Linked DNA regions of Homo sapiens: regions 1 and 3 are each linked to region 2. Evidence: read pairs that join two places in POLR2A ChIA-PET (ENCODE). Cell type or tissue: OCI-LY7. All regions are shown on one strand. Links, peaks and the distances in the headings refer to the core of each region. The heading gives the core; the rest is flanking DNA.

What was found. ChIA-PET counts read pairs that join two places held together with the same protein. Peaks named below come from ENCODE experiments on the same cell type or tissue, not always from the same donor. Only the 100,000 strongest peaks of a DNase experiment are listed, where the experiment ranks them.
Region 1: POLR2A ChIA-PET joins it to region 2 with 6 read pairs; 4 of 35 experiments call an interaction of 5 or more read pairs at or near these places.
Region 3: POLR2A ChIA-PET joins it to region 2 with 5 read pairs; 3 of 35 experiments call an interaction of 5 or more read pairs at or near these places.

The regions. Positions count from the first base shown.
Region 1 is chr12:117,141,045-117,146,044 of GRCh38, forward strand. FBXO21 (F-box protein 21) reads right to left here. Exons shown (of 12, transcript NM_015002.3): 12 at 947-5,000. It overlaps TESC-AS1 (TESC antisense RNA 1), which reads left to right. Exons shown (of 3, transcript NR_120464.1): 3 at 347-445. Among named protein-coding and RNA genes, the nearest start is that of TESC-AS1, 44 kb to the left of the region's middle. RefSeq lists enhancers at 1,748-2,947, 2,348-2,427. In OCI-LY7, for the core only: no CTCF peak of the experiment used is centred there; no DNase peak of the experiment used is centred there.
Region 2 is chr12:116,835,416-116,841,636 of GRCh38, forward strand. RNFT2 (ring finger protein, transmembrane 2) reads left to right here. Exons shown (of 11, transcript NM_001382266.1): 9 at 545-610; 10 at 766-867. Among named protein-coding and RNA genes, the nearest start is that of HRK, 43 kb to the right of the region's middle. RefSeq lists a silencer at 3,362-3,558. In OCI-LY7, for the core only: no CTCF peak of the experiment used is centred there; a DNase peak (open chromatin) is centred at 3,206; H3K27ac peaks cover 1,459 bases.
Region 3 is chr12:116,933,778-116,939,998 of GRCh38, forward strand. The region is part of intron 2 of FBXW8 (F-box and WD repeat domain containing 8); the gene reads left to right. Among named protein-coding and RNA genes, the nearest start is that of FBXW8, 26 kb to the left of the region's middle. In OCI-LY7, for the core only: no CTCF peak of the experiment used is centred there; no DNase peak of the experiment used is centred there.

The sequences.
Region 1 (5,000 bases), core at 1-5,000, 310 kb after region 2:
GAGTCAGGGCTTATGCAAGAAACGTCACCCCCGGCCATGACAAAGGCAGGGGTCTTACCAAGGTCCCCCGCGAGTGGGATTTCATCCCTGCTAGAGACCAGCAACTTGTTTCATTCTTTCTTTTTCTCAAATGGGAGTTCTTATTGCAGCTGCCGTCCCTGCTTCACCTCTTAATGGGAATTGGGGGTGGGGGATCCCGGAGGCGCCACGCTGGGCTGATGGAGGGAACTTGCACGGCCCAGGGAAACTGGGCTGAGTAGGATGCAGGGACCGCGGAGGGCTCTGGGGGTGAGGCACACACAAGTCTGTGCCCACCAAACCTTTTCTCTTCCTTTCGGGCCCACAGGAAACCATTTGGCACCTCCTCTGGAACGAAGGTGTGGCCGGCCACTTGAGATCTGGCTGTTGAGGCAGAGGTAGTGCATGTGACCCACGCGGTGAGAGGTCTGCTCCCCGCTGCTGCAGCCATCTGCGGTGGAGACCGTGAGTGTACACAGACAGTGCCATCTGAAGGGAACTCCACTGCCTCTATGTGCTACTTAGGCAGGGGCGACTGAGCCGGAGACTGCAGAAATGTGTCCGTCCCCACGGACAGCCTGGCTTAGCTGTCCGTGGCTGTCTCCTGCGGTGGAGGAGCACACTGGAGTGGCCCGTGCAGTGGACCAGAGCTTCCACCCACACTGTGTTCTGTCTCCTTTCCTAGAACACAACTGGACGTTTCCCACCTCCGTGCAAAATGAGTGGACATAAGGGGTGCCACTTCCACACCTGGCTCATGGAAGCTCCCAGATGGTCTCAGCCCTCCATGCTCCCCGCTACTTCAGGCGGGATGGAGATGGACGGCTCAGGTTGCTCTGATGCCTGCCTGCATAAGGGCTGCCCTGCCAGCCCATTCCCCTGCCCAATATTATGGAAGCAAAAACGTTCTATGGTGTTTGAGCCATTGTTGCTTTTCGGGTCTATTTATTACAGAACTAGCAGAGCCCTAATACAGTCATTGCTACGTGGCCATAATACATGTATTCTATAATTGCGCCTAATTTTATTCACCGGAGGGACGTCCTTTACTTTCAAGATTCTAAATTTTTCAGAAATGCAACATTCAAGGTTAAAGTCGCTGCTAGACCAAGGCTAAACCGTGGCGAGGTAGTTGCTTGCGCCGCAGAGTGTGGGTGTGAACAGCTGGAGCTCAGTGGTTCCTGGAGACTCAGGGACCACCTGTATTCCACATCCGGCTTCCCACCCACGCACACGCAGTATGACCTGGGTTTCCCCTTTATACAGTGGAATGCTAAGTGCCTACACCCTAGCCGGGGTCAGCCAACTATGGCCTGTGGGCACCATCCCACCTGCAGCCTGTTTTTGAGCTAAGAATGTTGTTGACACTTTTAAAAACAGAGAACATGTGACAGTCTGTACGTGGCCTGCAAAGCCTAAAATCTTTACTATCTGCGTCTGCTTTATAGGATTGCTGGGAGGATTACAAAGACTTTATTAGGCCAGTGCCCGGCTCAAAGTTAGCATGCCACACAAAATAATACGTACAGTACAGCTATTCACGTCTCCAAAAAGCAATTGTCCCACATCCAAATTTTGCATTTTGTCCAGTTGATGTCTCTCCTTCCCTCCAAAAAAAAAAAAAAAAAAAAAAGACAAAATAAAAACACGAAGAGCTGCATCTTGATCATCATGGACAGATACTTTTCAGTTAAAAAGTTGCTGGTAGTCTGAGTTCACTTACTTGGAGTATGGACTAAGGAGGGGAAAGCAAAGAGATGCGACATCAGCAGCAGAAAGCCTGCGACACGGCAGCTCTGCTCAGTTTTCTCCGTGGGGAAAGATCGGAACACTTACAAATGAGAACGGGACTTTAAGTAGATAGTATGCAATGGAAAACTGAGCCGGCAACAGTACTTAATGCTGGTTTTCTCAATAAAATCATTTTGCTGTGTAAACGCGCTTATAATGGGGATCTGTTATGAGTCTCAGGCAGGCGACATGAAAGCCGGCCTTTCAAAATCTGATTAGGTGGATAATGTTTGCAAACATGACGCCTGGCAAAACCGGTCTGATTCTAAGGTAAACTCATTTTGGACATAACTGATGTCTCACTGAGACAGCTTTTCAAAGCATGTCTGCAAACACCGGACCCCCGGGGACGGTGCGTGCGTGTAGGGGAGGGAAATTCCAGGGTTTCATATATCAAGATGACACACCCGCTGCACACTTCTCTTAGAAAGTCACGACGCACAGTACTGTGCGTCACAGGTATTGAGAAACACCACCATAGAGTCAATTGACTTTGTTTAACCTATAACCTTTTTTCCTCCCACATAGTAGGTAGTAACATCACACGGAAACAGTGCTCTGAAGACATTCTGGACACATCGTATACAGCACAGCCATTCAAATCAACGGCAACAGAACGCACGAAGAACCTGGTTTTCTTTCAAAGCATGAGCAGTTCTCATTTTACAACATGTGTTTTAACATAATTCAGAAAGTGCAATCTTTGCATGACAACCAGATAATTCTCAAAGGTTACTAGTGAGCTGATAAAATTAACGTTTGGCAAGGAGGTCATGGTTTACAGGTAGGCTGTCCGCTCACCAATGCTCAGAAAAATTCAGCAGAACATACTTTTCATATTTAGATCCGAAGAGAGGTGAGAGACATTCTACTCAAGTCATGGCTGGGCTTTCTGTCCTCAAACGAAATTGGGCAGGCCATTTGCGTGGTTTCTCTGGATAAGTTCCATTTATTAATCATTGTACAAAAAAATCTTGGCATTCATTTGAAGAGAAAAGAAGTTGCTATATCCAAATATTTAACATTTTAACATTGTGAAAGTTCAACGTTTATAACAGGGCTTTTTAAAATGGAGAAAAGTTTTGGAAAATTTTTAAAAAGAAACTTATGATTTATTAGAGTACAGGATCCAAAACACGTTTTTAGAAAAATATAAAGTGCCCAAATACCAACTTACACAGGTGATACAGGCTTCCTGGAGCCCCATGAAGCATTCATGAAGAAAGACATTTAAAAACAGTCTAGATACATATGTACAGCTGGGTCAGTAAAGGTAAAACCATCTTTCTTGACTTTGATGTGTCTAAGAAAAAAGGAAATCAATCAAACCAGAAAACCAACAATTGCAACTCTCAGCATGCTCAGGTTCTTATTAATGCATCTCATTCATATTAATTAATTCCGTATTATCAAACTTTCCCCTTTAAATGAAAGTAGTGTACAATCCTCCCAACCTTGGCGGGCCAGGTGCTGTGAGTGGTTACGTTTCCAGATGCAGGTTCAAATCCTTTGACTTTGGATTTGACTGATGAGGAACATGGACAGTGGATTAAATAGCTCATTCAGGCTGGAGGAGCCAGGGGCCAAATCCCCATCTCTTTCTAGTAACTGCTTAAAGCCTTCCCTTGCTATGAAGTGGTCTCAGGTGGCTTTCCAAACCTTGGTCACCCCAGGGTTTCCAAAGGGTAAACAAGCAGCAGGCATTCAACATGGGTGAGAATACTGCATGCAGATGGACAGACAGGTGCAGAGACAGGCCCCTAACGCCCCATTCACTAGAGCAACTGCATTATTTTAAATGTTGAGAGCAAAGTAACTAGGTCCTAACTTCGGAAGTTAGCTTCTATCGATTAATGACAAGATTAGCTCGCTTGAGAACTGGCAGGCCGAGAGTTGGTGGAGCTCCAGAGCTGCACAAAGGCGTGCAGTTACTCTGGGCTCAGTTACTGAGAACTTCGGAAAGGAGCCAGTGCCGTCCGAACACACGGTCAGGCTTTCCCAGAAGACGCCACAACAGGCTTCGTCCTGCTGCCGTCAGGACCCTGGCGGCTTGGAAAAGCAGATTCCAACACGCACATCTCCTTTCACACAAGTCCAACACTCTTCAAATGAAAGACATTCTCTCTCTTTCTAACCTGCCACATTCAAACAGGCCTTGAAGTGACTCTAAGGAATAACAAGAGGTGTGAAACCACTTTTTTTCCCTTCAAAACCTTTTTTTTTTTTTTTAAGGTTCATTAATTTTTTTTTTTCCTGATTACAAAAGCAAAACCTCATTTTTTGGTCTTTGAAGACCATGGAGTATGACTTCTAAGAGCAAACATTAACATCAGATTTGTATGTCTCACTACAAAAAGAACCCATCACTGATGTAAGACCTACTCATGATACTGAAGTAGATTTTTTAAATTAAAAAATAAAAGTAGTCATTTAAAATGGAGGAATTGTAGATGAGTATGGAAAAATCCATTCACAAAGTTCACTATTTGCATTTTCTAAAAGAATTTTATGTAATAAAATAGAAAACTAATGATTTATAGAGATGTGCATAAACTCAAGAGAGGAATATGGAAGGGAAAACTGTGTTATATTCCCATTTAAATTTAAAAAAAAAAGATAAAACACTTGAAATCTGTGTTTCACATATTAGAAAAAAATAAATTCAAATGATTCTAATTACCATTAGCTTGTTAATGTCTCCATCTCTAAGATGCTGCCAAGATAGCACACAACTTTACCTCTGAATATGCAACTAACTTCAGGGTAAAAAGACACACAGTCCTCACTCGGGACCGAACACGTTCCACAGAGAAATCAGAAGGAAATTATTGCAAATGCATAACCCCATCTGTCCAGCCAAGGAAATGTTCTGAGACAAATGCAGACAGACAGGGGAATGGAGTGAATACAAAGAATGATTACAGGAGCGTCGACTGTGAGACCTCATGAAGACAGAATGTCACAAACTGTCACCACAGGACAAGCATACAAGCCATGCCACTGACACAGTGCCTTTCAGATTAATTCACTAGTGTAGGCGGAGAGCAACATTGTCTTTGCAGCTGGGGAAGAGCACACGGTATTTAAACTTAGTAGGAGGCAACCAGCACTACTGGTGGAGTGGCTTTCCTGGTGCAGCAGGTCCCGAGGGCTCCGTGGAGACGTCTTCTTCCGGAGTCCCGTTCTCTTGG
Region 2 (6,221 bases), core at 575-5,574:
GAGGTTTTTTTACCCTCTAAAAATCCATACATCCTTCTCTTTCTCTTTGGTTCTCCATTTCTGGCTTTAGAGAATCCTGGGAGGATGCATGAGTTCTTCTCTTTCCTTCCTTCCAGCAGGACTGGCAAGGCAATCCATGTAGTATCAGCCATTGGGGCATACTGATTACTTGCTGGTTCTGATCAACACAGTGGCTGACTGGAGTGCTAGATGGAGAAGGGTTATCAGGGTGGGCTGGGCTCAGAGGAAGAGTGCTGTGATCGATTATCAATGCCTGCTGTGGGCTTGGGAAGGGAAATAGGCACTATGCATGCCATATATTTGCTATTCTGGCCTAGGTAGCAGGGGAAACTCTTGATATTAGGCAACAAGACAAAAGCCATGCAACACTGTTGGGAAGGAAGAAGTGCAAATGAGAAGAGGAGCCCTAAAAATGTTCTGAGTCAAAAATGGGTGGAGGGTCAGAGGATGGGGTGGGGTGATTGTGCAGGGGTCACGAGTGATCCTTGGGTACATTTCAGCCACCACCCTGCTCTCCTTTCAGTCCTTCGACATCTGTGGACGTGTGGGCGGAGTTAGGAAAGCCCTGAAGCTTCTCTGTACCTCTCAGGTGAGTTGGCTTCAGGTGGTCCCCACCAGGGTCCTGAGAATCAGGAACTGGAAACAGCAGCGACCCCTTCCTCAGCCCACAGATCTCACAGTGCTCCTGAGGGCGTAGTTCCCAAGGGCGCCCATAGCTGTATTTGCTTCTCCCCTCCCTCAAAGAACTATGGAGTCCGAGCCACCGGGCAGCAGTGCACAGAAGCTGGTGACATCTGCGCCATCTGTCAGGCCGAGTTCCGAGAGCCTCTGATTCTCCTGTGCCAGGTGAGCAGGGCTCAGGCGGGACCATTGGAGACCAAGGCTGGGGGAGAGTAGGACCCTTCCCCATGGGCAGTCCTCGGGTCTCTGGCATGGGTCTCTGGGGGGCAATCCGGTTAAGACCGGAGTCAGCCAGACCTGGGTTCCAATCTCACCTCTGCCTCTTAGTAGCTGGGTGGACTTGGGCACGTTATTTCACCTCTCTGAGGCTTGGTTTCCTTAGTAAGATGTAGAATGCCAAATTCCGTATGGTGTAACATCAAAATATCCTGCATGTGAATTTCAGCAGCATTCTTGACCCCCTGTGGGTCAGTCACTCTCTCTCTGAGCCTTGGTTTTTCTCATGTCTAAAATGGACATAATAGTGGCCAGGCACAGTGGCTCACACCTGTAATCCCAGCATTTTGGAAGGCCGAGGCAGGCAGATCACCTGAGGTCAGGAGTTCGAGACCAGCTGGGCCAACATGGTGAAACCCTGTCTCTACTAAAAAAAAAATACAAAAATTAGCCAGGCATGGTGGCACACACCTCTAGTCCCAGCTACTCTGGAAGCTGAGGCAGGAGAATTGCTTGAACGCGGGAGGCAGAGGTTGCAGTGAGCCGAGGTCATGCCACTGCACTCCAGCCTGGGCAACAGAGCAAGACTACATCTCAAAGAAAAAAAAAAGGACATAATAATAACAGCTACTTCATAGGGCTATTATTATGATTAAAGTAGATCATCCATGGAAAGAACTAAATTTCAATTATTCAACCATAGAAGTTGCTAGAATTATCATTGTCATCTGTATAATTATTATTACCATTTGTTTTTATTAGTCGTGGGTCACCAGCCCACAGTCGTAAGTGCTGGCCGGTTCCTTTTAAATCCCTAAATGCATCCCTCCTCCTCCTCCTGACATCAGGGACTAGGTGTCAATTCAGCAAATGTGTATTGGGGTCAAAGCATCCTATCTGACCCAGGAAGGAGAGGCAGAGGGCCCACAGATCCCGTCCCCTCCTCTGGAAGCTCACAGTCTCTGCCGGGAGACAGACACTTACATAAATAACTGTGAAGCAAGGCAGGCAGTGATAAGTGCCGTGTAAGAGAGATTCATGCAGTGTCTCGGGGGACTGAGGCAGAGAGCGATGAGTTCCAGGTTGGGAAGGGTTTTTGGAGGAGGCATAGCCTGGAGACTAAAAGGCATGGAAAGGCTTACGGGTAGGGGGATAGAAGGTGGGTTCCTTTTTAACATCGACAAGCATTTTTGTTGCTGTTGTTATTGCTGTTTGGAGATTTGGAAGGGGGAGGTTGTTTTTCATGTTCAATTGTATTTCTTTTTAAATGGATAATATATTTGCATGAATCAACATTCAAAAAGAAGACTAAAGAGACATGATGACTAAACACAGTCTGGGACCTGGGTTGGATCCCAGAACAGAGAAGGGACATTAGTAGAAAACAGGTTTGATGAAATCCAAATAGAGTCTGGAGTTGAGTTAATAGTAACATATCAACGTGGGTTTCTTAGCTTTGACAAATGTACCACGGTAATGCAAGATGATGACATTAGGGGAAACTGAAACCCAGTGAGGGGTGTACTGGGATTTTCTGTTCTATCTTTGCAACTTTTCTGTAAGCCTTAAATTATTCCAAAATAAAAAGTTTACTTTAAAAAAAATCTTTGAAAGATATAAAAAGGAGGCCTGTCACCATATGTATGTATATGTGTGTATATATTTATACACACACAAACATATTTTTTTAAAAAAAAACATAAGTTATAGTACATTCTACCTATGCTGTTTTCTGCACCTTCCTTTTTAACTTAAAACTCTATCTTAGAGATTGCTCCTTATCCTATTTTATAGCTGCATAATGTGCCATTTTATGAATAGACCAGTTTGTTTAACCATTCTTCTATTGATAGGCATTTAGTAGCTGATAATCTTTTGTTATTACAAATAAGGCTGTCATGAATGATCCAGAATGGGGAGATCAATTGCACCAACCTGGGCCCATCGTGTTGATTAAAGGTTAATTCAAGGGAAGCATTTAGAACTGCTCCTGGCACGTGGTCAGGGTTCAATAAATATTAGCTCTTATGGGCATGCATCCCATTTCACACACACATGAGCTCTTGGTAGGATAAATTTCTAGTGGAAGAATTACTGGGTCAGAAGGCACACAGTTTTGACAGTTATTGCTAAACTGCCCTCTGTAAAGAATGTATCCACTTAGGCTGTTAGTATGCAGTATGACACAGCCGCTTGCTTCTTCCCTCACCAACACACAGCGTTACCAAGCCTCTTTTGAGCTTTGCCAATCTGACAGGTGACAAACGGTATCTCAGTGCAGTTTTAATTTGCATTTCCCTAATTATGAGCGTGGTTGAGCATCTTTTCATATGCTTCAGAGCCATCTGTAGTTCCTTCTTGGTAGCAGGGACAATTTGAACATGATGTCAAGGTGAAAGTCTGACAAGCTCTCTAAGCCTCAGTCTGTTTGTCTCTCCTCCATTCTTCTCCTGATACCACTATGTGCAACTGGATTAGAAATTCTTGGGAGGAGTCAGACAAGACACCCATTGTCCCAGATCTAGGAGTAACAGCTGTACCCAGTGCTGGTTGAAGACTGTACATATGACCAGGCCAGGCACACATTTTAGTCTTGCTCTGTTGCTGTGAGCTAGGCCTGGAAAGGCAGAGATGATTCACATAGGTAAATGGGTCATGCTGATTCCTAAAAGCATTGAATGAATGAACAAATGAATGAATGACTTGGTTGCGATGTTGCTTCCTCCATAAAGTCTTTCCTGACTCTGCTTCTCCAGACTAGTCACGTCCCTGGCTATATGGTCTCATAGATGCCTGTGTTTTTCCTACTTAGCACTTATTCCAATTGTTAACTAGGTAGTTCATTTGGTAATTAGATGGGCAAGGTCTGTCTGCCTCCTGGTGAATCACAAGCAACATGAGAGCAGATACCATGTCTGTCTTGTTTAGCAGCAGAGCCACAGTACTGTCTCAGTAAATATTGGATGGATGGATGGATGGAGGGATGGATGGACAGAAGGAAGGATGGATGGGATGGTTGGATGGAATGTTTAGATTAATAGGATGGTTGGGTGGGTGGATGGATGGATGGATGGATGGGATGGGTGGGTGGGTGGATGGATGGATGGATGGATGGATGGATGGATGGATGAATGGAAGTGAATGATGGACAGGTGGAGAAGTTGGTGGGTGAGTGAACGGTAGGTGGACAGAGGTATAAGGGGGTGAGTGACTGTATGGATGGGCAAATGGATGGACAGATGAGTGGGTAAATAGGATGGATGGACAGATGGACGGATGGATGGAATGGTGTCCAAGTGGAGGAGTGGATGGGTGAGTGTAAAGGTGGGTAGATAGAGGTATAAGTGGGTGAGTGACAGTGTGGGTGAGCAAATGAATGGACAGATGGGTGGGTATATAGATGGGTGGGTGGGTGAATGGATAGGTGGAAGGAAGGAAGGAAGGGAGGGAGGGAGGGAGGGGCGGAGGGGCCCACTAGGCTAAAGCCACACCTTGTCTCCCCTTTAAGCTCAATATGTCACTCCCACTCCACCCACTACCCCCTGAGCTAGGGCTCAGGAAGCAGATTGTTAATTGAAGCTGGTTGGGCAGACACTGAGCATGTCCTGAGGTTAGAACACTCTGCTCAGGAGCACACTTGCCCAGTTAGGCACTCTGCAAGTATTTATGGTGTGCCCTCTGACAGGCTACAGGGAGCCAGGGAAAGGGCATTTTGAACACAAAGTGAGAAGCTTGGTTCATTTAAAGAAATCCTTTGCCAAAGAGAAGAGTAAGAGTGCATTTAGAGAATGAACTGTCCTCCAATTCTTGGTCACTATGAGTTTGGTTTTTTGCATGTTTTATGATATGAAGGCAAGAGGGCAAGAGAATGGTGACTCCTGTTGATTTCGTGCTTACAAGTTCTTCATACTTGACCTTATCTGTCCCCATCTTCACAGACACTTCGGGCGGGAAGTAGTTACCCTATTTAATAGAGACAAAGAATCAGGCTCAGAAAAACAAAGGGATGGACTTGCCTGAGGTCCCGTTGTTCCTCAGTCACAGAACCAGGATTCAAATCCAGAGCCTCTGATGCCATTGGCCATGCCCATTCCACAAGGCTTGGTCTCAGGCTTTGAGATGCCCCCAGGGCTGCATTACAAGATCAGAGCACTTTTTCCAGAAATTCCTGGGAATAGTCTCTGCTGTGTCCAGCCAGGCCTGTGCACGTTGCCTCCTCGGAATGAATGAATGGCTAAGCTGGAATCAGAGTTCTTGACACCTACCTCTGACTCCTCCATCCAGTCATCTATGCTTTGAGGGCTTATTGAGCACCAACAATATCCTAGGCACTAACTCTGTAACCCTGAGCAATGCATTTCATTGTGACCCTGACCCTCCATGTCATCTGTCACCCAAGATTGACAAGCTGCTGGGCAGCTTGTAGGACTTTTTTAAGAGTCATATGAGATGATGTATAGGGCTGTATATGGGTTTTGAAAATCATAGTGTATTATACCGATATTCAGTATTAGTGTTTAATTCTAAGTCTGGACTTGGCTGGCCTGGTTTGTGTGATTAAAGAGGATCTGAGGTTAGGGGTATGTGTCTGTGTGTGTGTGTGTGTGTGTCCTGTCTGGTAGTAGCCACATTTTCAGTAATGTCATTTTTCGTAATTAAATGCTTCAAACATCCTTTCCCAGATTCCCTATAATGAGTAAGGGTTTTCACTACAAAGTCAGATGCTTTTAGTATCAGTTATCAATTGCTGTATAACAAGTTACCCCAAAACTCAGCAGCTTAAAGCAACAAATGTTTATTATCTCACAGTTTTTACGGGTCAAGAATCCAGGCACAGGCCAGGCATGGTAGCTCATGCCTATAATCCCAACACTTTGGGAGGCCAAGGTGGGCAGATTGCTTGAGGCCAGAAGTTCAAGACCAGCCTAAGCAACATAGCGAGACCCCCATCTCTACAAAAAATACAAAAATTAGCCAAGTGTGGTGGTGCACGCCTGTGGTCCCAGCTACTCAGAATGCTGAGGTGAGAGGATTGCCTGAGCCCAAGAGGCGGAGGCTGCAGTGAGCCGAGATTGCACCACTACACCATAGCCTGGGTGACAGAGGGAGACCCTGTCTCAAAAAAATAAAATGACTGGGCATGGTGGCTCACACCTGTAATCCCAGCACTTTGGGAGGGTGAGGCAGGCGGATCACCTGAGGTCAGGAGTTCGAGACCAGCCTGGCCAACATGGTGAAGCCCGGTCTCTACTAAAAATACAAAAATTAGCCTGGCATGGTGGCACACACCTGTAGTCCCAGCT
Region 3 (6,221 bases), core at 612-5,611, 98 kb after region 2:
AATCATTAAAATTAAAACCACAAAGTAATAAAAATAAGTAGCACTTTCATTTGTTTCTTGGGGTGTTTTTATTTTGAAACAGGGAGGAAATCCTTCTGTGGAATGTCCTGCTGCTTTATGATTTTATTTTAGAGGGGCTTGCTTTTTTTCTCTCTCTCCATCTCTCTTTTAATCTAGGTGCCTTGGGATTTTAGTGAAATTGGGCCAGTTATGTGGAATTGGCACCATGAACTAAATGTATGCCCTTGGAGAAAACCTGTTTGCTTAGATCTTTATGCCAAATTGGTAACTGACTAACAGTAAGAAACTCTGTTACTGGGAGGCCTTTGAGATTTAATTATCCCACAAACCATGCCGGAGACTGATTTTGCTTTGACTTTGCCTCCTTTCCATATCCCCTCCTCTTTTTTTTGCTTTTGAGGCTTTATGTTTTGAAAACTGAAGTCCTGCTACATTAGTTTGTGATCTGTGTGTACTTTTGATGCTGAGGTCTCCAGCTCCTTCCTTTCAATAGTTGTCCCTCGAGGGACTTAATCTCTCTGTGGGAGTGTTTCTTGCCGAAACATCTTGAAAACAGTGTAGCTTTTAGTAAGCAAAGTTACTTGTTGGACAGTTCATTGAACAGGTTTGTAATCTTGCTATTTATAATTTTATGTTCATCTTTTTTTGTGCCCACAGGATTCCTGGTATTTAAAGGAGACAATTTTTTAGTCGATAACAATGATACAGTTGTTGGTTTCAAAATTACAAATTGGTTTTTAGGAGAAAAGTAAGTCTGCCATTATATTACAGTGTGAATAATTCTGAGGAGTGATGGCTTTTAGGTATTTACCAATATTCATTTTTTAAACTTTAAAAATTATTATAAATTCATAGGAAGTTGCAAAAAATAGTACAGAGAGTTCCTGTGTACCCTTCCCCCAGTTTCCTCCATTGGTAATATCCCGCATAACTACAGAACAGTAGCAAACCAGGACCTGACATTGGCACAATTCACAAATCTTGTTGATGTCACTAGTTTTACATGCACTTATTTGTGAATCTATGGAACTTTACATGGATGTAGATTTGTGTGACCACCACCGCAGTCAACATGTAGAACATTCATCACGAGAATCTCTTGTGCTACTCTTTCACAGTCTTTGACGGCCACACTGGCCTCAAGTCCTTCCCCGACCCTTTCACCCCCAGCTCCATCTCTAACCCCTGGCAACCACTGATCTGTTCTCCAACTCCATAATTTTGTTTTCAGTTTTTTAATGTATATTTTAGTGCTTTGTATTTCCTAATATGTAATTTTAGGAATTTAGCTGCATAAGTAATGATGTCATGTTTATCAAGTAAAAGATAGAAAAACGTGCATAAACAAAGTAATAAAGAAAAAGAGGGAAGATGCAGAGGTTAAAAACTTGAAATTTATGATAATATTGGTGAGCAAGAAGTAGTTGACAGCAAAATAAATAAGTAATTCTAGAACCAAAGACCAGCATATTAGATTATGGTATTTCAAGTTTCAAGGAAAATGTGATTTTATGTCCATGTAGGAGAAACTAAAATCCAGGTGCTTATAGCTAAAGATCTATAATCTTAATGAAGTCTGTGTGAGTCAGGAATCCATAGCCAAGTGAGGCTGAATTGATTTTCCTGGCAAAAGTGATTCTGCAGACCTGTAGTTGCTGGCAGGGTTCCCTTAGTTCTTCACTTTCACCCTTGCCGCCAGACTTCTCTTATCAGGAAGTTCTGTGGAAGGTTCCTTGTATGCTCAAGACCCAAGTGCCCTCAGGAGTTCCTTTTAATTCATGTGATTGTTTTGGCTGCCTCCTTTAAGCACAAATTTAGGGAAAGGCAAAATCACTCTAAAAAACAGATTGGGAGCTAGATGAAACAAGAATGGCAAATGAACATTGAGCTAAGTGGTGGGTACTTTGGAGTTCTTTATATTGTTCACTTTACTCTTGTGTGTTTGAACTTTTCCACAATTAAAAAGTTTACTAGAAAAAAAAGCATAAAGCAAAATAATACATGTGAATAAGAAGGAGCCTACGGAGGGCAGCACATGCCAGGAGCTGAGCTGTGTCTATGACCTTTGAGAATTAAAAGCAATGCTAATTTTTAAAAAAAAGTTGGACTTACACTTTTATCTCATTTGGTTATTTATATAGAGCTGACTATGTATGTGCGAGGTACTGTTCTATATAGTGAAGACAGCTGAGAATAAAACATAAAAAACCAGCTTCTCAGAGAGCTTCCATTGTATATACAATAAAGACATGATTAAATAGAGTTATCAGATGGCAGTGAGTGCTATGGAGAAGAACAAGACAGTAGAGGTGATATGGGGGTTGCACTTTTGAGTGGCCAGGGAAGACTTTGCAGAGAAGGTGAGCTTTGAGCAAAGACCTGAAGGAGGGGTGAAGGACACTGTGCAGATCTCTGGCAGAGTGGAATAGCAAGGACGAAGGACTTGAGGCAGACACAGCTGAAGCTCATCTGAGGCAGGGTGCGCCTGTTGTGTTTGAAGAACAGCAGGAAGGTCCAAGTGGGTGGTTGTCGTACGCTGAATAATGGCCCTCCCAAATATGCTGACGTCCTAATCCCTGAATCCCACCAGTATGTTACCTTTCATGATAAAACGCCCTTTGCCGATGTGATTAGGTTAAGGATCTAGAGATGGGGTGATTATCTTGGATTATACAGGTGGGTCCAGTGCATTACAAGTCTTGTAAGAGGGAGGCAGGACGTCAGGGAGGAGAGAAGATGCTGTGTTGCTGGCCTTGAAGGTGGAGGAAGGGGCCACAAACCAAGGAATGTAGGTAGCTTGAAGCTGGAAAAGGTAAGAAAACTGTTTTCTTTCTGAAGCCTCCGGAAGGAATGCAGCCCTGCCCACACCTTGCTTTTACACTTCTGGTCTCCGGAACTATAAGCGAATAAATCTGTATTGTTTTAAGCAGCTAAGTTTGTAGTAGTTTGTTAGCGCAGCCATAGGAGACTGATACGGGGATGTGGTGAGCAGAAGGATAAGAGGAGGAGAGGACTCAGGATGTGATAAGCGTTTAATCCATTAAAAGAACTCGAAGTTTTGTGAATAAGATGGGAAGCCTTTGGAGTGCTTTGAGCAGAGGGGTGACAAGGGCTGCCCTACGTTTAAAAAGGGACCATTTGGGCTGCTGTGTGGAGAATCGGTTGTTGGGGGACAAGGACAGCAGCAAGGAGACCAGTTAGGAGGCCACTGAAGTAATCCAGAGAAGAGGATGTGGTGCTTGGGCCAGGATGGCACCAGCAGAAGTGGACAGAGTCAGGATTGTGGATGGGCTGGATGTGGGGACAGAAGGAAGAGAGTCAACAAGGGCTCCATGGTGTTTGCCTTGAGCAACTGGAGGAATGAGTTCACTGTTTACCGACAAGTAGCAGACCATGGAAGGAGCATGTGTGGGTATGGGGGAAGATCACTCATTGGTTGTGAGGTTGAGGATGAGCTCTTCGTTGAGCTCTGGGCTGAAGATGGAAATTTGGAAGCTGTCAGCCACATTGATGGTATTTAAGGCCAGGAGACAAATGAGAACATTAAGGAAGTGAATGTAAATAGAGGAGGGGTTCAGGGATGGAGCCCTGGTGCTCCACAAGGATTAGAGGCCGTGGACATGAGCAGGGCCAGGCAGAGGACCGGGAAGGAGTTCCCTGCCAGGCAGGAAGAAAACCCAGATGTGTCGTTCCTTGGGACCATGGGATAAATGTTTTCCAGGAGGAGAAAGTGATCAAAGGTGTTAAGCGCTGTTGTTCATCAAGTAAGAGGAGGACTGAGAAATGACCATTGGGTTTTGCAAGTTGGAGGTCACTGGTGACCTTGACCAGGGTCAGTGGTGTGTTGGGGGCAAAAGCTAGTGGCTCAGGAGCAAGTGGAGAGAGAGGAAACTGAGACAGTGAGTGCATAGAGAGCTGTCTCTATGTGGTGTGTCCTCCCACAGTAGACTTGATGTGTGAACCTGTGAAGGGAACAATGAGACTTCCCCTCTGTGAGCCTTACTGGTAACCCTAATCCAGGCAGAGCTAATAAAGCTCATTTTTGAGCCAACAGCTTTTTTTTTTTTAATGCTGCAATTCACAGTGGTGCTATAAAGCAAAATGCTGGAGACACTTTTATTAGCAAGTCCTTGCAGCTGAGGCTCACTCGGTGGGGCTTTACTGAGCAAGGCCATTCCAACTCTGGTGTATTAAAGAAAGACCATTAGGCCTTTGGAAAATTCAGGCTTGTAAACTTGCTAGATTTCATAAAACTTAAGGAATCAAAACAATTAACAAGATTTCCTCTTGGTGGGACCCTTTAACATTTGCTTGTGAAAGTTTAACTAGGTCTTTTTCTTGTTGATTTTTTTTCCTTCAGAATTAAAAGTCATTTTTAAAACCTGTCATTTTTGTTCTCCTTTAAAAGAAGAAAGAAAAGCACCCTCCTTTTATAGTTTGCTAAAGAAATTGTTGACACATTTCTGTTTTTAATACCTAATTGTGGATACAATCCTGATCCCTTTTTGGAAGCAATTCTCACCTCTGCCTTTTTTAAGTCTCTCAAAGAGATTTTTTATTTGTTATCCAGGACTTAAACTTTAGCTTGAATATTATTTTCTACGGAATAAGCACTGTGACCCGGGGTTAGTGATGTGAATGATGCACCACAACATCAATTTTTTGGTCTCAGTTTTTCATCCTGTAACCCTGTTGTACAAATTTCAGATTGTGTTATTTAAAATGATTTGGCATTTTCCTTGAAACTGTTAGAAAAAGCTGCTTTCAGCTTCCAACATCTTTAAGGTCCGACATATTTGAGACTTCCTGAAAGTCCCATTGAAAAGTTTCCATTTTAAAGTGGTTGAGATTTGCACAGTCCTCATGAAAACTCATACAGAATGTTTAGTTTGAGATTTTCTAGTTTGTAATCATTGAGCACTGCCTTTGGATTTTCCTAAAGTGGGGATGATTCAGAGGCTCCATCCAACAAAACGAAGCTTGTAGCTCATTTTTGAACACATAATTTAAAAGATTGCTTCCCCTATTTGGGGCCAGTCTTGTGATCTAACCTGGGTGTAACGGCAGGGACCCCAGCATTTCCCTATAGCTTCCTCAGCCATGGAGAAGTAGCCCCAGTCTGGGTGCATCCATGGGATCTCTGTCACATGCCAAAGGTTTTGGTTTCATAGGTTGGGTGGGAAGTAGATGAGAACTGTGGGCCTGAGTGCCCAGTACATGGTTAGTGCCCAAAACATATCTTAACTGATTGACCGGTAACCCAAATCAGTGTTCTCTAAAGTGACTTCTGCAGAGCACTGGGCTTTTGAGATACTCGTTGCAAAAAGAAGTCAGGAACCAAATGAGTTTAGGAAATGCAGCTTCTTATACAGGTTGAACTTCCCAAATCCAAAAATCCCAAATCCCAAATGCTCCAAAATTAGAAACTTTTTCAGTGCTCATTGGAGCATTTTGGATTTTGGATTTGGGGATTTGGGAGACTCAGTCAGAATAATGCAAACGTCTGAAATCCAAAATACTCCTGGTTTTAAGCATTTTGGATAAGGGATACTCAACGTGTATCCCCTTCTTAGAGATGTGCAGCACATGCCACTGCTATTCAAAGCGCAAGTTCTGCAGCGAGGAATTCTGCTTCGTTTTGTTTAAAGCAGTGTTTCCTAAGCTCATTTGAGCGTGGAATCCTTTTCTAAGGAACTTATTAACACCTGGAGGTGTTGTTCTACTGAATATGCTTTTGGTCCATGTAATTAAAGAATGGCTACATTTATATGATCTCTTGATTACTCTTGAGTCTTTTTTGTTCGGTAGTTACATTTCATGACTTTTACAAAATGTTATGGTTTCTACAAAAAAGGCATATGTATGCCCAGGATCAGAGTAAAGCTGCCCTGTGTTTCCTGAGCACGTTCTGCCTTTGAGAACCTGTAAAGGTCTTTATATGTTACCTTTATCTTACACCTTATTTAACCCTGAATTCCAGGGCTCGGTTAGGGGACATACTCTGCTCTGGGACTACTCAGGTTGTGGCCTGGCTCACTCACAGCTGACATTGGTCTATCCCTATCTGTGCTTCATGATTGCCCAGTGCTCAGACACTCTGGCACAGACAGATAGACAGACAGCATCTGGGTGTCATGGGTAGGCTCAGCTGTGGACCAGACATGCCAAAAATAAAACCATGGTGTTCTGTCTAGTCAAAC